Linked DNA regions of Homo sapiens: region 1 is linked to region 2. Evidence: chromatin contacts called from ENCODE Hi-C or POLR2A ChIA-PET data. All regions are on one chromosome and are shown on one strand. Each heading gives the region's core, a stretch centred on a gene start or an enhancer-like site at or near the end of the contact. The rest is flanking DNA. Distances are from core to core; before and after follow the strand shown. Region 1 holds the start of ILF2 (interleukin enhancer binding factor 2). Region 2 holds the start of CHTOP (chromatin target of PRMT1).

Region 1 (5,991 bases), core at 634-3,133, 37 kb before region 2:
CTAAAAATACAAAAATTAGCTGGGCAGGGCCGGGCATGGTGGCTCACGTCTGTAATCCCAGCACTTTGGGAGGCCGAGGCGGGCAGATCACTAGATCAAGAGATGGTGACCATCCTCGCTAACACCGCGAAACCCCGTCTCTACTAAAAATACAAAAAAAAAAAAATTAGCTGGGCGTGGTGGCGGGCGCCTGTAGTCCCAGCTACTCGGGAGGCTGAGGCAGGAGAATCGCTTGAACCGGGGAGGCGGAGGTTGCAGTGAGCTGAAATAGCGCCACTGCACTGCAGCCTGGGAGACTCCATCTCAAAAAAAAAAATAAAATTAGCTCGGAGTGGTGTGGCCTGTGCCTTTGAGTAGTCCCAACTACTAGGGAGGCCGAAATGGGAGAGTCTCTTGAGGCCAGGAGGTTGAGGCTGCAGTGAGCTATGATGGTGCACCACTGCACTCCAGCCTGGGCAACAGAGTGAGACCCTGTGTCTAAATAAAATGAAATAATAGAAGAGAGGGTAAGAGACAAAGAGATTACTGGGGGAAAAGTCTAACCCGTCTTTATTTGGAGTTCAGGAACGAGGGAAATAATAGGTAAAACTAATACTTGAAGAGATAATAGCTGATAAATTTAATAAATGGACGACAAACCTGAAGCCATTGATTCAAGAAGCTCAACAAACCTCAAGTAAGATTTTTTTTTTTTTAAACGGAGTCTCCCTCTATCGCCCAGGCTGGGGTGCAGTGGCGCCATCTCAGCTCACTGCAACCTCCGCCTCCCGGATTCAAGAGATTCTCCTGCCTCAGCCTCCTGAGTAACTGGAATTACAGGCGCCCGCCAGCACGCCGGCTAATTTTTGTATTTTTAGTAGAGACGGAGTTTCACCATGTTGGCCAGGCTGATCTCGAACTCCTGACCTCGGGTGATCCACCCGTCTCGGCCTCCCACAGTGCTGGGTGGCCACAAGCCACCGCACTCGGTCCGCTTTTTGTTTGCTTGTTTTTTAAAAATTAATAATATTTATTTTAATCTGGATGGTGGTTACGTGGCCAGAATACGTTTAGACTTAAGATGTTTACGTTCTGCTGTAGTAAATTAAATATCGAAAAAGTACTTATGGAAGGGAGGTAGGTGAGGGATAAAAGTCTACAAGTTGGGTTCAGTGTATACTGCTCGGGTGATGAGTGCACCAAAATCTCACAAATCACCACTAAAGAATTTATGTAACCAAGCTGGGCGCTGTGGCTCACGCCGGTAATCCCAGCACTTTCGGAAGCTGAGGCGGGTGGATCACCTGTTTCCATGGACATGGAAAACCATGTTTTCCACACTAATTCAATCAATATACTCCTCTCCTATCTAAAACCTGTTTCTCCTGCTTCGAGTTTGTAGACGTGCAGTGTTCATAGTTGCCTAAACTCCCTTTTCCCCATCAACTTCAACTGCTAGTGGCAAAAATAGCTGATATTGGTTGCATTTTTGAGGTAGGAAAATTGGCAAGATATTTTCCTTCACTAAAGAAACGTAGATTACGTATGCCGTACAGGGCAATGAAAAAACTCCGATAGCAGAGGATGGTTTCGATCCATCGACCTCTGGGTTATGGGCCCAGCACGCTTCCGCTGCGCCACTCTGCTATCTAGAACTAAAATTTCTCATGATTGTTATAGAACACTACGTAGTCGTTGTCCTGACTTCTTTAGTGCCACCTAATGTCTGATCAAAAATTCGTCATTACTATAGAACCAGTTCTTATTGGCTAGTTCCTGACACAGTAGGCGTTTTTTATTGGTTCATAAGCCCGGTTTGACAAAGTAAGCCAATAGGCATAAGCGATGGGGTAAGGCGGGAGCCAATCGCACCGGGTTTTATTGGGACACGCCGGCAAGACGCCTCTTCAGTTGTCTGCTACTCAGAGGAAGGGGCGGTTGGTGCGGCCTCCATTGTTCGTGTTTTAAGGCGCCATGAGGTAAGTGGGTCGAAGCGGTCGAAAGGTTTCAGGTATTCGACGGAAAACTTTGTGAACGTGGGCCGAAAGAAGTCGGAGTATCAGAAAGGGCCATGTATCCGGGGGCTGGCCAAAAACCTGAGAACTCCTGGTCTAGGATAGTGGGAGAGATGGAGGCCGGTAGAGGCGGGGAAACTTGGGCCCGGGATGGGGTTCGGGCCCAGGAGTGGGGAGGGGGGTTCGACACCTTTGTCTCTGAAGGGTTGCGATGAGGGGGTGTCCTCAAGCCCCTGGAGGAGCTCCCCACCTTTCCCCCGCCCCCGTCATCCGGGCTGAGAATGCTGGAGCGAGCCGCATTCATCCTCAGTGCGAAGGCCTTGACATTAGGACACGCCCGATAAATGTGTACCTTAGTGAAGAAATGAGCAATCTTTAGCCTCCGAAGTATTAGGATTCGTGTGGCCCAGGATTATGGGTTATTAAGTGTAGGGCTCACTGAGCCCCATCATTACTTGATGGGGGTTGGATTAACTTAGAGGAGGTTATGGGGGTGTAACTGGGCACCATTTGGAATGGGGACAAGTGTAAGTGTGAGTGGGGTCTCTTGCCTACCGTTGGGAGGTTCCGAGGGATGAAAGTAGCCAACCTAAGATGATATGGCCGGTGGGTATTCCTTCAATGAGGTCAAAATAAAATCTGCATTTCTAGGGGTGACAGAGGCCGTGGTCGTGGTGGGCGCTTTGGTTCCAGAGGAGGCCCAGGAGGAGGGTGAGTACCAGCTTTTAGCATCTCTGCACTTGGTTGTTAGTTTCTGCTTGTCATCTAAATAGGAGTTTTAGAGTAGACTAATGTCACTTGGTTTTGCGAGAGCCAACTGTGGTCTTTTCCTGCACTCCTGTTAAATGAATTTGGCCCCACTATGCTAAGAATGATTCTTTCCCTCCCCGGAGACTTTGTCACTCATTCTGAGGACTGACATGTTTTCAAAATTGTTGGCGTGTTATTTACATCTCGCTTGATTCCTACCTAGGGAATAATTTGGCTGTTTTTCATGTTTTAGGTTCAGGCCCTTTGTACCACATATCCCATTTGACTTCTATTTGGTGAGTACCTTGGGTTAATGATACACATTTTCTGGTCACTGTTGAAATGGAGCCCAGTATCTCCCAGTTAATGAAGTTAGATGGTGGTTGAAGAGGGCAGACACAGTGCCTCACGCCTGTAATCTCAGCACTTTGGGAGGCCGAGGCAGATGGATTACCTGAAGGTCAGGAGTTTGAGACTAGCCTGGCCAATATGGTGAAACCCCGTCTCTACTAAAAATAAAAAAGTTGGCTGGGCATGTGTCTAATCCCAGCTACTTGGGAGGCTGAAGCAGGAGAATTGCTTGAACCCGGGACGCGGAGGTTGCAGTGAACCAAGATGGCACCACTACAAAAAAAAAAAGATGGTTGAAATAGGGAGGGAAAGTGATTTGTGAAAAGATTTGGGGTTTTGAGTCAACTGTGTGTTGCTTTACATACAGAAACAGTGTAAGCATGGTGGGGAGAATAATTCCTTGGCTACTGTTGGCATTAAACATGATTATAATCTTTGTTCTGAACAAGTAATTGTATTTATGGTATATCTGTTACTATAAAGATAGTGATAGCTTAAATTATGGCTATTCCAGCTTTTATCCTTGTTTGAACTTTTTATTTTTTTTGAGACAGTCTCACTCTGTCACCCAGGCTGGAGTGCAGTGGTGCAATCTTGGCTCACTGCACTGAACCTGGGAGGCAGAGGAATCAGGACCTCTGCCTCCAGGGTTCAAACGATTCTCCTGCCTCAGCCTCCTGAGTAGTTGGGATTACAGGCACCTGCCACCATGCCCAGCTAATTTTTGTATGTCTGTTTAGTAGAGACGGGGTTTCACCATGTTGCCCAGGCTGATCTTGAACTCCTGACCTCAAGTGATCTGCCCACCTCAGCCTCCCACGGTGCTGGGATTACAGGTGTGCGTGACCCACTGTGCCTGGCCTTTGAATAAATTTTTTTTTTTGAGGCAGGGTCTCACTCTGTTGCCCAGGCTGGAGTTGCAATGGCGCGATCTTGGCTCACTGCAACCTCGCTTCCTGTGTTCAAGGGATTCTCTCACCTCAGCCTCCCAAGTAGCTGGGATTACAGGTGTGAGCCACCACGCCCAGCTATCACCTCAGCCTCCCAAGTAGCTGGGATTACAGGTGTGAGCCACCACGCCCAGCTAATTGAACAAATTAAGCAGTAAAAACAAGTGTAGAATTTTCTGTTTTTAACCTTTTTCTGTCGTAGTAATAGAAAAAACAATCTCTCCTGTATATTATCTTCGGCAAATAGAATGTAGTTGTTTACTTCTGGTTTAGTGTGAAATGGCCTTTCCCCGGGTCAAGCCAGCACCTGATGAAACTTCCTTCAGTGAGGCCTTGCTGAAGAGGAATCAGGACCTGGCTCCCAATTCTGCTGAACAGGTATGTTCTTTTGGCTGTCTTCCAGAAATGTCTCTAAAGCAGTTAAAAGTATTGGTAAAGAGTAACTGTTGGTAAGGTTAAGAATGGTGTTAACAGAGCCTGAAATCCACAAAGGGTTTAATTGTTCTCCTTATTTCTCATTGTGGGTGGAGATAGCCAGGTGGATATATAAACAAATTACATATGCATTCTTATTTTTACTGGGGACAAAGAGTTGTTCTCTTCCCATATATTCAAGGCCAGAATGAAGTGTTTTTAAAGCCCTATGTCAGTATTGAGTCAGCTTGTATGGAAGGGATTAGGAGAAAATATTCAAATTCTGAGAAATTGCTTATAATTTTTCATTTTCAAGTATTGTTTCATACTGTTTTTCAGGCATCTATCCTTTCTCTGGTGACAAAAATAAACAATGTGATTGATAATCTGATTGTGGCTCCAGGGACATTTGAAGTGGTGAGTTTTTGATGATTTAGTTTTAGGAAAGGGCAGCTTTGGTAGTGTGGAAATTGCCTTGGCTCTTGACTTTTAATTTTCAGTTGTCTATTATCCAAAGCCAAGCCTAAAATGAGAAAGTACAGTGGAATTTCTTTGTAGTACTGATCTTGGGGACAAGACTTGTATCATTGTTATGCTAGCTGTGATGTATCAGGCTTTCATGTGGTGGTTTTGGGGGTGATTTCACCTCTGCTACTTCTTAATTTGGGTAACAGGTAGCTGTGTTGTAACAGTTCTGGGAGGACCTAGGCACCTTTTTTTCTTCTAAATTGTTTTTCCCCGAAATCCTTTTTCCAACAGCAAATTGAAGAAGTTCGACAGGTGGGATCCTATAAAAAGGGGACAATGACTACAGGACACAATGTGGCTGACCTGGTGGTGATACTCAAGATTCTGCCAACGTGTGAGTGTGCCTGTTTCTGGTCATGGGAACAGAACATAGCACTTGGATTAGGGGTTTAGGTATCTTTTTTTGTTTTGAGACAAATTCTCCCTCCGTTGGCCAGGCTGGAGTGCAGTGGTACCATTGTAGCTCACTGCAGCCTTGACCTCCACTACAGCAAGTGATCTTCCCGCCTTAGCCTCCCGAGTAGCTGGGACTACAGATGTGTGCTACCACACCCAGCTAATTTTTGTATTTTTTGTAGATACAGGGTTTCACCGTGTTGCTCGGGCTGGTCTCAAACTCCTGAGCTCAAGCAATCTGCCCACCTCAGCCTCCCAAAGTGCTGGGATTACAGGCGTGAGCCACTGTGCCCAGCCCTTACGGATCTTGAAAGCTCAAATTTCTTGTGAGAAAGGATGTTTGTAAGACAAATGTTTCTAGTTTTTGTTTTTGAGACGGATCTCACTCTGTTGCCCTGGCTGGAGTGTAATGGCGTGATCTCGGTTCACTGCAACCTCCACCTCCTGGGTTCTAGCTGTTTTCCTGCCTTGGCCTCCCAAGTAGCTGGGATTACAGGCAAGTGCCACCATGCCAGGCTAATTTTTCTATTTTTAGTAGAGACGGGGTTTCACCATGTTAGCTAGTCTGGTCTCAAACTCCTGACCTCAGGTGATCCGCCCGCCTTGGC
Region 2 (6,143 bases), core at 1,891-4,390:
TGTCAAGGAAGTATAATGGAATGGAAGAGAAGAACACTTAACTGTAGAAGAATCCAAAACAAAACCAAACTAAAAGCAGAATGGAAAGAAAGTGAAATGGAGCAAAGCGAGTGCCTCTTACAAGGCCCAAGAATGACATTCAAGGGCCTTTGGACATATTCATGGCTTGCTACCTGCCTCTTACAGGCCAGACACAACACTGCTGGCCTTGGACTGGGCAGCAAGCCTACTGTAGCCAGGGTACCATGCTACCGTGCTGCACGACCCCAGTATCAACGTAAAAAAATGTGAAAAGGAAGAGTGTTAGGAGTCTTTTAAAATACATCCCACCAAATAAATACTTCAGACAGCTTAACATAAAAGTCTACTGATAAGGGGTTTTGAAACAACCGCCCAATTTGTTTTGTGTACCACATGAGATGCAACTAAGAACAGAGGTCTGTAGCCTTCTGTTGGTATTTAGCTTAAAATTGGCTTTGTGCATTGGACCCCAGGGCCAAGTTAAGTAATGTTTTCTTAGGAAGGAGTTGAAGTTGCTGTTGGCTGCCTCACCGCTCATTTAGAGACATCTTGGTGGTGCTTTTTAGCACAACTTTCGGCGCTGACTGTGCAGCCATCTTCGAATCCCGAGAATCTACAAAGAACAATACGTAAAATGAGCAAATCACAATAGTGACATCATTTCTATAAGTGGCAAGGCCCAAGCCAAAAATAAATAAAAAGGCCTTATCACTGATGACTAAAGAGCACACGAGGGCACATTTCAAGTGCTTAAATTTCTTTTTTTTTTTTTTTTGAGACAGGGTCTCGCTCTGTCACTCAGGCTGGAATGCAGTGGCCACTGCAGCCGTAATCTCCTGGCCTCAAAGGATTTTCCCACCTTGGCCTCCCAGTGTTGGGATCACTGGGACCCAACGCCCAGCAAAAGTTCTTAAGTTTCTATGGCAATTACCTCAGATTATTATAACTTCAAGGTGGCTGGGTATGGTGGTTCACCGCCTGTAACCCTAACACTTTGGGAGGGCAAGGGCACAGGATGGTTTGAAGCCAGGAGTTAGAGACCAGCCTGGGTAACAAAGCGAGACCCAGTCTCTACTAAGAAAAAAAAAAAAAAAAATTAGCGGTGCATGGTGGCCAGCACCTGTTGTCCTAGCTACTCAGGGGAGCTGAGGTGGGAGAATCGCTAGAGCCCAGGGGTTGGAGGCTGCAAAGAGCCGTGATCATGCCACTGCACTCTGGCCTGAGACCCCATCTCTTTAAAACAAACAAATAACCCCAAACAAACAAACAAACTTCAAGGCCCACAAAATACCCGGGAATTTCTCAAAAACGGCAGAAGCCAATCTAGCAATCAAAGTATGGAGTCTGGCTTTTTTTTTTTTTTGAGACAGAGTCTGGCTCTGTCGCCCAGGCTGGAGTGCAGAGGCGTGATCTCAGTTCACTGCAACCTCTGCCTCCCCGTTCAAGCCATTCTCCTGCCTCAGCCTCCTGAGTAGCTGGGACTACAGGCACGTGCCACCATGCCCGGCTAATTTTTTTTTATTTTTAGTAGAGACGGGGTTTCTCCACGTTGGCCAGGGTGGTCTTGAACTCCTGACCTCACCTGATCCACCCACCTGGGCCTCCCAAAGTGCTGGGATTACAGGCGTGAGCCACCGCACCGGGCCGAGTTTGGCTTTTACTCTAGAGCAGTCATTTTCAACCTTGACTACATATGACTTATCCAAGGAGCTTTTAAAACATAGGGCCGGACAGGGCGGGCGCGGTGCTTCACGCCTGTAATCTCAGCACTTTGGGAGGCCAAGGCGGGAGGAATGCTTGAGCCCTGGAGCTCGAGACCAGCCTGGGCAACATGGTAAGACCCCGTTTCTATAAAAATATAAATTAATTAAAAAAATAGAAAATACAGACATCTGGGCCTAGATCAATTAAACCACAATCTCTGGTAATGAGGTTTGGAAATGAACCAATTGTGGGGTCGGGGGAAAGCTACCTAGGTGCTTCTAATGTGCAGCTAAAGTTGAGAACCACTGATCTACAGTGAAAATACAGGCAGGGCCGGGCGCGGTGGCTCACGCCTGTTTTCCCAGCACTTTGGGAGGCCGAGGCGGGCGGATCACCTGAGGTTGGGAGTTCGAGACCAGCTTGACCATCATGGAGAAATGTCTCTACTAAAAATACAAAATTAGCCGGGCGTGGTGGCGCATGGCTGTAATCCCAGCTACTCCGGAGGCTGAGGCAGGAGAATCGCTTGAACCCGGGAGGCGGAAGTTGTAGTGAGCTGAGATCGTGCCATTGCACTCCAGCCTGGGCAACAAGAGCGAAACTCCGTCCCCCCCCAAAAAAAAATATATATATATATGTATGTATATATATACATATATATATGCATGCCTAGTTTCAAAAGTGGCTTTCAACTCCAGAATCAAGTAGGGACTTTAACAAGAAACTGACGATCTGGGGGAGTAGGAAAGGTTTTCTAAATTCACCTGGGAATTAGCTCGCAAAGAGCCCTCCACAAAACTTAACCCTAAAGCCGCCATTAATTTCCAACATTCCTCAAAGTCTTGTACTTCTTAATCTCCCTACCATCCTCAAAGCCCTGTCAAGACTTCCACTTCTGCTCTACCCGCCAAGTTTCCTTTTTATCCTATCAAACCCCAACCTCCATCAATCCCGCCACCAGGTTCCAGTTCAGCCCCTCCCCCGCCCCTTCGCAGGGGCTCCGCCTCCTCCCCGGGGCCTCCACGCTCCAACACCGTAGCTATGTCCACATGCCACCACCCCCTTTCCGCGTCCGCCGGCCCCTTCCGCTCCTCAAGACCGCACCTCCCCCGGCTCCTTCTCACTACCGAAACTCACCGAAGGAAACAGACGCCAGTGCTCCTCCCGGGGCTGCCACCACGGCTCCGGCAGGCGGGCCGGGGACCGGCCGAACCTGAGTTGACGGTGGAGGGGCTCGGGTTAGCTAGATGGGCGGTTGGTTAGATGCGTAAGCGGTAGTATGCGAGCTCAGTTCGTTGTTGCTGGTTGGCTGTCTAGTCGGCCGATCCGTCTGCTCACCCGGCCTGCCCTTTCCTGCCTTTCGTCTGCAGCGGCCGCCAGCTCCTGCTCGGTGTCCAAAACAAAATGGCCGCCACGTCCAGTGCTTGTCTGACCGGCTAAAATGGCGTCTACGCAATTACGTCAGGCGTCAGATCCGCGCACGACTAGAGGGCGGGAAAGATTTGAGCTACGCCTGCGCAGAGGTCAGAGGCGGAGCCTTAGGGCGAAGGCGGGGCTTTCCATGCAGTGCCCCGCCCCTAGGGGCGTGGCCAATGGTCCTGTTGTTGGGGCGTGCCGGGGACTTCACGTTCCAGTAGTGGTTGCGCTGCAACCTCTTGGGGGTAGTTATTAATGTGGGCCTTAGAGGGGATTTGGGTCCCGAATTCCCTCGCCCCTCCGTTCCCTAGCCAAGGTACACCGTCTAAAAATCTTTACGCGGACTTGCCTCGTCTTCTTCCGGACAATTGGGCCTGGGGAATTTGCACTGGTTTTCCCCTCATGGCCACTCGCCCAGTCTGAGAGTTGTGAAGTGCCGTAAATGCTCCAGCCAAGGCCCAGGAGGCCAGTATTAGGAGCAAATTCCTCTCCCATCCTGCACCGGCCAACACCACCGCCCGTCCATGTTTTCCTCCTCACTTCCTCCCCTCCCCAACTTGGCCTAGATACTGTTTACTCCTTCTTGGGGTGGGGCACCTTTGCGTCCTCGATTGCGTTTCCATGTCCTCCCCCCACACCTGCCATCCGTGTTTATTTTGTTGCAGACCTACATAGGGATTTCTCTTTTCTCTCTCTGATTTGTTGTTGTTATTTTGAGACGGGGTCTGGCTCTGTTGTCCAGGCTGGAGTCAGTGGCGCAATGAATCACGGATCACTGCAGCCTTGACCTACTGGGCTCAGGTGATCCTCTCACCTCAGCCTCCCGACTCCTAGGATTATGGGCATAAGCTATGTTTCCTGCTCAATAAGGGATTTTTCTCTCTTTCTTTTTTTTTTCTTTTTGCAGATGGAGTCTCGCTGTGTCACCCAGACTGGAGTGCAGTGGTACCATCTCGGCTCACTGCAACCTCCGCCTCCCAGGTTCAAGCGATTCTCCTGCCTCAGCCTCCTGAGTAGCTGGAATTACAGGCGCGTACCACCATGCCCCGCTAATTTTTGTATTTTTAGTAGAGATGGGGTTTCACCAGGCTGGTCTCCAACTCCTGACCTCAAGTGATCTGCCCGCCTCTGTCTCCCAAAGTGCTGGGACTACAGTCGTGAGCCACTGTGCCCGGCCTCAATAAGGGATTTTTCTAATGACTATGTGCACAATACAGTGTACATATGTTTGAGGAATGAGAGAATGACACATCTGCAACCCTTCCTCTGCTCCACTGGCACGTCAAGACCCTTTCATTTTCCTTCCTGGCACTTGGGCGTGTGCGTGTGTGTATGTGTTTGTGTGTGTCTGTGTGTAAGTAATGGCCCAGCATCCTTACCCATGTGAGGGTAAGGATCGTGGTTATTTTGCTTAATGCTGGAGCCTCAGTTCCTACAGTGTTTACACATAGTACCACTTAAGTAAATGTTCGTTGATTGAAAGAAGATTCTTTCGGCCTAGCGCGGTGGCTCATGCCTGTAATCTCAGCACTTTGGGAGGCCGAGGCGGGGGGATCACGAGGTCAGGAGATCGAGACCATCCTGGCCAACATGGTGAAACCCCGTCTGTACTAAAAATACAAAAAATTAGCCGGGCGTGGTGGCAGGCGCCTGTAGTCCCAGCTGCTCGGGAGGCTGAGGCAGGTGAATCGCTTGAACCTGGGAGGCGGAGGTTGCAGTGAGCCGAGATCGTGCCACTGCCCTCCAGCCTGGGTGACAGAGCCAGACTGTGTCTCCAAAAAAAAAAAAAAAAAAAAAAGATTATTTCTTCCTCTGGTTTTATAGTTGAGAAGCTGATGTCTCCTCGACTTCCAACTGGAACCTTGAACCCCCACATTTCTGGACCTTGAGCATTCCTCAAGTAGGAAGATGTAATGCACCTTGACCTCTTTCTAAATAAGACACTTCCCCAAATAAGGGGAGTTGAGAGTGAACAGTCTTCACGTCTCCACCCACTTCCAGATCCCAGAGGAGACAGACATCGGATGGCTGGTGAGAGAGAAGCCTTTAATGAAAGATGAGTTGCAGGCTTGGACCGCTACTCTTGCGCCCTTGGTGGGGGTGGGGGTGGGGTGGGCAAGGGTGGGGTTATGGAGAGGGATAAGTGGGGTGAGGTGGAAGCAGGGGGAAGAGGCAGGTCTGGGAGGGTGGAGAGGAAGGGCGCTGCCCAATGTGGCTGTCTGCTCAACTGTTCTCCCAGAAGAAATTGTTACAGGCCACTGTGAGAGCAGCCACAAGCACCACATACTCCTGGAAGTCCACCTCCCCGTCTCCATTCTCGTCTAGCTCCTTCATCACCTTGTCCACAGCATCCACATCCTTCTGGGCCTGTGGTGGGAGGAGAGGAAGAGGGAGGTGTATAGGGAAGGGTACAGCACTGAGTCAGAGGCAAGGGGGTGGTTGAGGAGCAGGAGGCAAAGATGAGCGAGAGGAACTGCATTGAATTATGGGACTCTTCTAGGCCTCCTCAAAGGTCTTGAGGGCTTCTGTTGCCTACAGCATAAGCTCTTTCACCTGGCAGAATGAATAATAATGACACCAGTTACCGTATGTTCAGTGCCTATAATAAAGCAAGCACTACACTAGGAGCTTTACAAGCACTGTCTAATTTAATTCTAATACAAATAATGTGAGGTATGTTTCATTATTTCCATTCTAGAGAAGAAACAAATTGGTAATCGGTGGTTAAATAAATATGCCCAAAGTCCCACAGCTAGAAAGTAGCAGGGCTGGAATTTGAACCCAGTCCAATAAAACCTCAAAACCGGTGCACTTTCTACCGTATCCTGAGGCTTCTTTACTTTGGGGCCCTGGTTAGCCTTAGCAGCCTAGTTTTCTACATCCTTCATGCCAGTTGAATGAAACTACTGACATGCTCCACATTCTTCTTTCTCCCATGCTTTTGTTCATTCAGTTACCTCCTCCTAAAATGTCTGCATTTACCCAGATAATCTTCCAATGGA

What was found. A loop is a pair of places that touch in the nucleus more often than their neighbours do. ChIA-PET counts read pairs that join two places held with the same protein, here RNA polymerase II (POLR2A). Pooled maps may share reads with other maps.
Region 1: a map of B cell shows a loop between it and region 2 (12-fold over the local background). The contact joins the promoter of ILF2 here to the promoter of CHTOP in region 2. A Hi-C loop is called at or near these places in 37 of 168 maps with a recorded cell type or tissue (B cell, CD14-positive monocyte, CD4-positive, alpha-beta T cell and 25 more), 30 of 37 single-sample maps with no recorded cell type and 35 of 50 pooled maps. POLR2A ChIA-PET finds 5 or more read pairs at or near these places in 43 of 52 experiments (A549, A673, AG04449 and 33 more).

What each region holds. Positions count from the first base shown.
Region 1 is chr1:153,666,885-153,672,875 of GRCh38, reverse strand. It overlaps ILF2 (interleukin enhancer binding factor 2), which reads left to right and starts at 1,883. Exons shown (of 14, transcript NM_004515.4): 1 at 1,883-1,958; 2 at 2,646-2,705; 3 at 2,998-3,040; 4 at 4,319-4,423; 5 at 4,799-4,876; 6 at 5,219-5,321. The coding sequence starts at 1,954. It overlaps TRX-CAT1-1 (tRNA-iMet (anticodon CAT) 1-1), which reads right to left and starts at 1,626; the gene lies at 1,555-1,626. RefSeq lists enhancers at 614-663, 674-753, 1,304-1,443 and a silencer at 1,484-1,863.
Region 2 is chr1:153,631,063-153,637,205 of GRCh38, reverse strand. It overlaps CHTOP (chromatin target of PRMT1), which reads right to left and starts at 3,140. Exons shown (of 6, transcript NM_015607.4): 1 at 2,863-3,140; 2 at 553-634. The coding sequence starts at 617. It overlaps S100A1 (S100 calcium binding protein A1), which reads right to left. Exons shown (of 3, transcript NM_006271.2): 3 at 5,167-5,508. The coding sequence ends at 5,365. It also overlaps a transcript of S100A13 not described here. RefSeq lists a silencer at 2,637-2,716 and an enhancer at 3,057-3,166.